Linked DNA regions of Homo sapiens: region 1 is linked to region 2. A link is a contact called in ENCODE Hi-C or POLR2A ChIA-PET data. All regions are on one chromosome and are shown on one strand. The core of a region is the stretch at or near the end of the contact, and the rest is flanking DNA. Distances in the headings are between cores, read along the strand shown. Region 1 holds the start of LETR1 (lymphatic endothelial transcriptional regulator lncRNA 1). Region 2 has its middle 170 kb from the start of LINC00924.

Evidence for each region. A loop is a pair of places that touch in the nucleus more often than their neighbours do. ChIA-PET counts read pairs that join two places held with the same protein, here RNA polymerase II (POLR2A). Pooled maps may share reads with other maps.
Region 1: a map of endothelial cell of umbilical vein shows a loop between it and region 2 (4-fold over the local background). The contact joins the promoter of LETR1 here to the enhancer-like site in region 2. A Hi-C loop is called at or near these places in 2 of 168 maps with a recorded cell type or tissue (endothelial cell of umbilical vein and posterior vena cava) and 4 of 50 pooled maps. POLR2A ChIA-PET finds 5 or more read pairs at or near these places in 1 of 52 experiments (activated T-cell).

Annotation. Positions count from the first base shown.
Region 1 is chr15:95,325,610-95,328,363 of GRCh38, forward strand. It overlaps LETR1 (lymphatic endothelial transcriptional regulator lncRNA 1), which reads right to left and starts at 1,491. Exons shown (of 4, transcript NR_034095.1): 1 at 1,221-1,491.
Region 2 is chr15:95,603,384-95,606,247 of GRCh38, forward strand. No RefSeq gene overlaps it. Among named protein-coding and RNA genes, the nearest start is that of LINC00924, 170 kb to the left of the region's middle. Within about 2 kb of position 1,533, at least 4 of the 41 ENCODE cell types and tissues checked have a DNase peak (open chromatin) inside an H3K27ac peak, as active enhancers do; they include endothelial cell of umbilical vein, where a contact is called at or near this core.

The DNA of each region.
Region 1 (2,754 bases), core at 241-2,740, 280 kb before region 2:
TTAATTTTGGCATTTGTATTTCTTAAAACAAAAAACAAAAGCCTATGTGAATCTCACATGAAGACAGGTTTGAGAACCACTAACTTTAAAGGGAGAGACCCTTTTTAGGGAAGGGAGGTCCTTAGAGATGAGGAACCTCCGGTTTCCCAAGGGCACCTCTCCTTCTTCTGCAGAAATACAGCTCGCCTGTTTATTTCTCTTCCTTTTTGGCATTAGCAGTTCCAGTTGTTAAAGGCAGGAAAACTGGAGTCATTGTCTCTCTCTTTTTCATGATTTATGACTCAGAAGCAAGACAGGGGCAGGAGGTTGGAGGGTAATGCTTGCGGCTGTGGTTGCTGTTATTTTTATTTTGTATTTTTCTTAAAGAAAATAAAAGAAATATGCTTTTCTGAAAAATCTTGAAGCCTTGAAGCCACCTGCAGGGCTGTTGTTTTCCAAGGCCTTGCACTTACGTAATTGACATCTACATAGACACACTCCTGGAACATATCGGGGGAGGCAGGCATTCTGCTTGTTCTCATTTGTTCTCAAATTACATGATAAAATACATGTTTTGGACCTTTTAAACCAAAGGGAGTTATTGAGCCCGCTTACAAAATCCATAACATGTTAGCAGGACTTATCTAGCTGCCTCCACAGAATAGCCAAGCAACTCTACACCCGCTTTAGCCCCCACAAAAACAAGCGGATTGCACTACAAATAATTTGCCTATTTGGAAAATGAAAGCTTCTCTGTAGTTTGAGGTCCTATTTTTTCTTTAAGTTGTTACAGTCTTTTCATGGTCCTTGAGGTCTAGGTTAGGTTTTTGTTTGGGGTAATTTTTGTATCCTATGGATACTATTTAATCTTTAGTATTGAGTCAGTATTTCTCACTTAGGCCTTAGGGGAATACTGCCTGAAGTATGTAGGGGGCATGCGGAATTCAGACGTGGCTTGGAAACTGCACCATGGGTTCACCCAAGAAACAGACCAGAGGCAACACATTCTATCACTAAAACGTGTTCTCAGTTACACTTCCCTTCCAAAGGTAAGCATCTTAATTCTTCAACTTTTTAAGAGGCTAAACCCAGTGAGGGCCCGTATGTCCACAAATAGATGACACACCCATCCAAAGCACGCGTGTGTATTAAGGGACAGCGTGTCCTCCCACGTTCCAGCCGCCCCCCTGGCTGCCAGCCGCGGGCTCAGCGCACGTACGGTCCCTGTCACCCGAGCGTACCTGTCCCGTTCTGGCCTTGGAGAACGCAGTGGCTCACAAGGGCACCGCTAGCACGCGAGGCGCGGCGAAGGGAGCGGAGGGAAGCGGCGGGCTGTCGCGCAGGTGCGGCCCCACCTGCCGCCGGATTGGCCGCGGCGGCTGCGGCGCTCCGCGGGAGGAGGGCGGATGATGGATGGCCTGTCTGCCGGCCCGGGTCCGAGCCGCGGGGGCCGCCGAGGGAAAGACGGGCGCGCGCGCGCCGCTCCGTGCCCAGCGCAGACAGCGAGATGCCTGCACAAAAGGATGGGGCTTGGAATGTTTGGATTTTGAAGATTAGTTTCTATTATATCTCTGTGGGAGAAAGGAAAACGCGCTATGGGAAAGTGGAGGGCGAAGAACCCCCGAATAATTTCGGACTGATGTTTCACAAATCATTTCGCCAGGGAACAACCCGCGAGCCTCCCCTTCCCAAATGGCAAACAGTTCAGAAGTCTTATTTGTCATGTATGTGAATGATGCCCTATCAGTATCTGAGAAACAACAGGAAATCAGACCTGAACAGTTGCATCCCCTTATCTCGGGCAATATTAAACCCATTGAAAATGGGTTAAAAAGGAGGGGCGTGGACAATACACTTTAGATATTCTACACAGGCTAAAAATATAAGATAATTGGCTAGTAAACGCTAGTAAACTTTTTTTTCGAAAAAGAAAAAAATAGAAGGATGTGCCCGATATATATATATATATCTATATATATATATATAGCACATTAGGATATGCAACATTTTCATAATTTATCTAGCTTTTACTTGTTTAAAAGTCATGAGCAATTTGAATATGTTTTGTTTGCCCTTGCAAAAGGATGACGGTGCATTGTTTTAGGCAATTCTATTTAAGAAGTGTCCTTTTTAACACTGGTTAGGTTGAGAGTGAGGGTCGAAGCAGGCAGACGGTTAGCAGGAGAGAATAAGTCGTGAACCACCATAGAAATGGGGCTGATAGAGAGCTATTGTGTCATCCGGGCTCTTCTTTGGCGACTGAAAGACAGACAGGTCCATTCACTGCAAGCATTCCTCCTGCGCAAACCGCCACGCTGAAGGTAAAGCATCTCCTGTCGAGGAGGCAGTCAGTCCTGCAGGTGCTGATTCATTTACTTCTGAGAGTAAAATAGTTTAGAAAAAACCAGATTTTTTTTTCTAGGAGGAAAATGATTTTCTGCTTAATTGTGCTTTTGAATTACACCATCTTCCTCTGCCATGTCCACTACCACCACGAAGAAAGTGAAAGCCATGTTTAAAATAGTAATAAATGAGATGGAAACATATCACCAAGGTATATTTTATATAACTGATTGAAAAGCGAGTGGGTGGAAAGAGAGAGCTTAAGTACAAGTGTTTCTCTTTCAAATACCATATGAACAGAACAGTAACTTTAGAAAAAAGAAATGGGAAAAGGAAACATAATAATCCCATCAGGCTAACAGGGACAGCATATACCAAAAAAATGCCCATGTAAATTAAATGTATGCATGCTTCTTACTAGAATTGTTTATA
Region 2 (2,864 bases), core at 283-2,782:
AGACAACCTGTACACAAAGGAACCACAAATAAGCAAAGTGAAGCTGAGTATTAAGCATTTCTTTTAGAATGTCTTAAAAAACACAATGTCGAGAATTCATCTTTAAGCTTTTTGAGAAGACTGAGTTATCTATTTCTTCCTTCTTCCTTTGTTTAAATACATTAGGTTCATTAGAGGAGTTATAAGATGTTAGGTTTTATATGGGCACAAGAAGTAATTGAAGCCAGTGGTAATGCCTAATGTTGTTTTAATTAAGTCCTCAATTAAGAATTTTAAAAGTTCCCACCTCAGGTCTCTCTGTGGTTAGGTACCTGACCTTGGGCAATCTTTTCCCACATAACAGGGACCCTATTCTTTTAAATAAAAATGTATATTGAATAAGGAACTGAAGTAGTAGCATAGTTTTAAGTAGATAATAGCTGATACGGACTTTTTTCCCCTTTCGGACCACCAGAAAATTAAATATTTTTGCAAGTCAAAACAATGCTGCTGTGAGTTTCATCGAGTTTCCATTTCCATGCTGCCTCCAAACTTCCTGATTCCAGCTGGGATCGTGATCAAAAATGCAAAAACATATGTAGAGAAGTTATTCTTCTGGAACATCTGACCGGAAGCAGGAAATGCAAGATATCTCACGGGACTGCCTGTTATCAAAATATACCCAGTCCAGCAGTGCAAAGACAAGAGAAGTTTGCTTGTTCAACACCCAGATAAAGAGGATTATAGAACATTCTGCTATAGATGCAGCACTGGCAAATGATATGGGACAGAAATGCCCCCTGTAAGTTCTAGTCCCTGACCCACGCTGTATCATTACGTGGTCTTGCAAAGTCCCCCTTAACCTCTGCCTGCCTCATTAAACACGTCTACACAACAGACTTTTACAATAATAACTTTAAAGCACGTCTCCCTTAACAAATCTTGTAAATGGGAAAATCCTATTATTATCCATGGATAAAATGGAGATTTATACTCATAGTAACTGCTAAAGGTTACCATACACTCCATCCCAATGCTCAAAAAGCAAACTGATTTTGCTATTTGAATTTAAAATTACACATTTTGTTTTTCCTGTAAGTCTTGAAAATATTTACTTGAGCTTTTCCAATAAAATCAAATTTCATGAAAACATGTATTTTAATTACATGGTAACTAAGTTTTATTCTCTTTTTTAAAAATAGAAGAAATTGAAGGGAAATATTCTTCAAGAATTCTAGCCAGGTATTCTAAACCCATCCATCATAAAATCATTGGCACACAGCAGGCAACTGGAAAAAGGATACCTTTTAACCTCAACTGGCATAAAAGTGTGTATTTATTTTTAAGAAGTGAAATATAAACAGACATGCTGAGAGTCAAGTGTTTTATGAATTAAAAAAAGATTTCACACACACACACACACAAACACACACAAACACACACACATACACACACACACATTTACATATAAAACTTTCCCCAGTGGGCCACAGAGGATTTATGTGGATGTGAACTCTATTTACTGTTAGTATTAAGGAAATAGTGGCTTTTTAACAAGTTACTCATGCCTGGAAAAAATCCCAGTTTTGCAAGTTATCCAAGATTCTTTGCCAACTGTCCGTGGGAATCACTGGGATGGGAAAAGTTCAAATTTGTTTTAAAAGAATTTGCTTAATGGAAAATTTAAAAAAAAAGTAGAAGAAAACCAGTAACCCACTGTGCTAATCTTTTGGTTAAATAAGAATAAAATATGGTCTAGTTACTTTATTTTTCTTCAGTATTATTTTAAGAAAAGGAAAAAAAACAAAAATTTTCCATTTTTATGTTATCTCATAAAATCACATTTAGGACTTTATTTCAGTTATCCAAGGGTCTGATGACTTGCTGGCTTTGATTAGCCTAAGATTATACCAAAAGGGGCCTGGGGACTCTGGTCAGAGGCATTAAATCAGATGACTTGACATGGCTTATCTTATGTCATTTTAAGATTTTTTTTTTTCTGTTCCAATCAAACAGCACAGTCTAGTTACATTATTGCTGTCAATTTCAAAACTACAAAACACTAAAAAAGCCAACATTAAAAGTTGTGTCATTTACAATTAGAAAACAGGAATAATTGTATCTTTTCTGGAACTTAAAAGGTGCCCAGCAGTGTTCCAAGTTCTTTTATATATATTAATGCCTTTCAAGTTTCCTTCCAACCTTACGGTTTTACTCTCCTTTCACAGGTGTGGAAACTGAGGCTCAGGGAGGTTAAATAACTTCCCCATGCCACACAAACAGTAAATGGCGAAGCTAGGGCAGAAACCCAGGTGATCAGGTTCCAGAGTGCTTGCTTTAACCTCGTAAATTATACCGCTTCTGAGAAAATATAATGCACAATTTTTTTAACCAAGAGATTTTATTAGAACATATCACAAGTTAATGTGATTTTAATTTGCTATGACAGAACCCATATTTATAGAGTAAGAAATGATAAAATGGAAACTTTGCTTTTCCACTTATGATACAAGAGATGTGAAATAGATTCTCTTGCAGCCATCCATGCAATGGGTGTGCTTGTTCTAGTTTTATTCTGCAAAAAGACCCTTGGGCAGAAGCATCAAATATAACTGGGCTCATATAGACAGACAGTTCTCAACTAAATAAACAAACAAAGAAACCCTTCTTCCTCCCCCCAAAAAATCATAGTTTCCTGTCCAGAAAAGCAAAATGGTAAAAGGAAAAATTCTACATATTTTCTATTTCAAAAATAGTTTTAAGAAAGGTGGCTCTCCTGGGTAGACATTTGATTAAAAAGAGTTTTCCACTCTCTTAATATTTATATTTTTCAAAGATACGGTTGAGCATATTCTAGAGATTCTGCCCATCATTTATTTATAGCA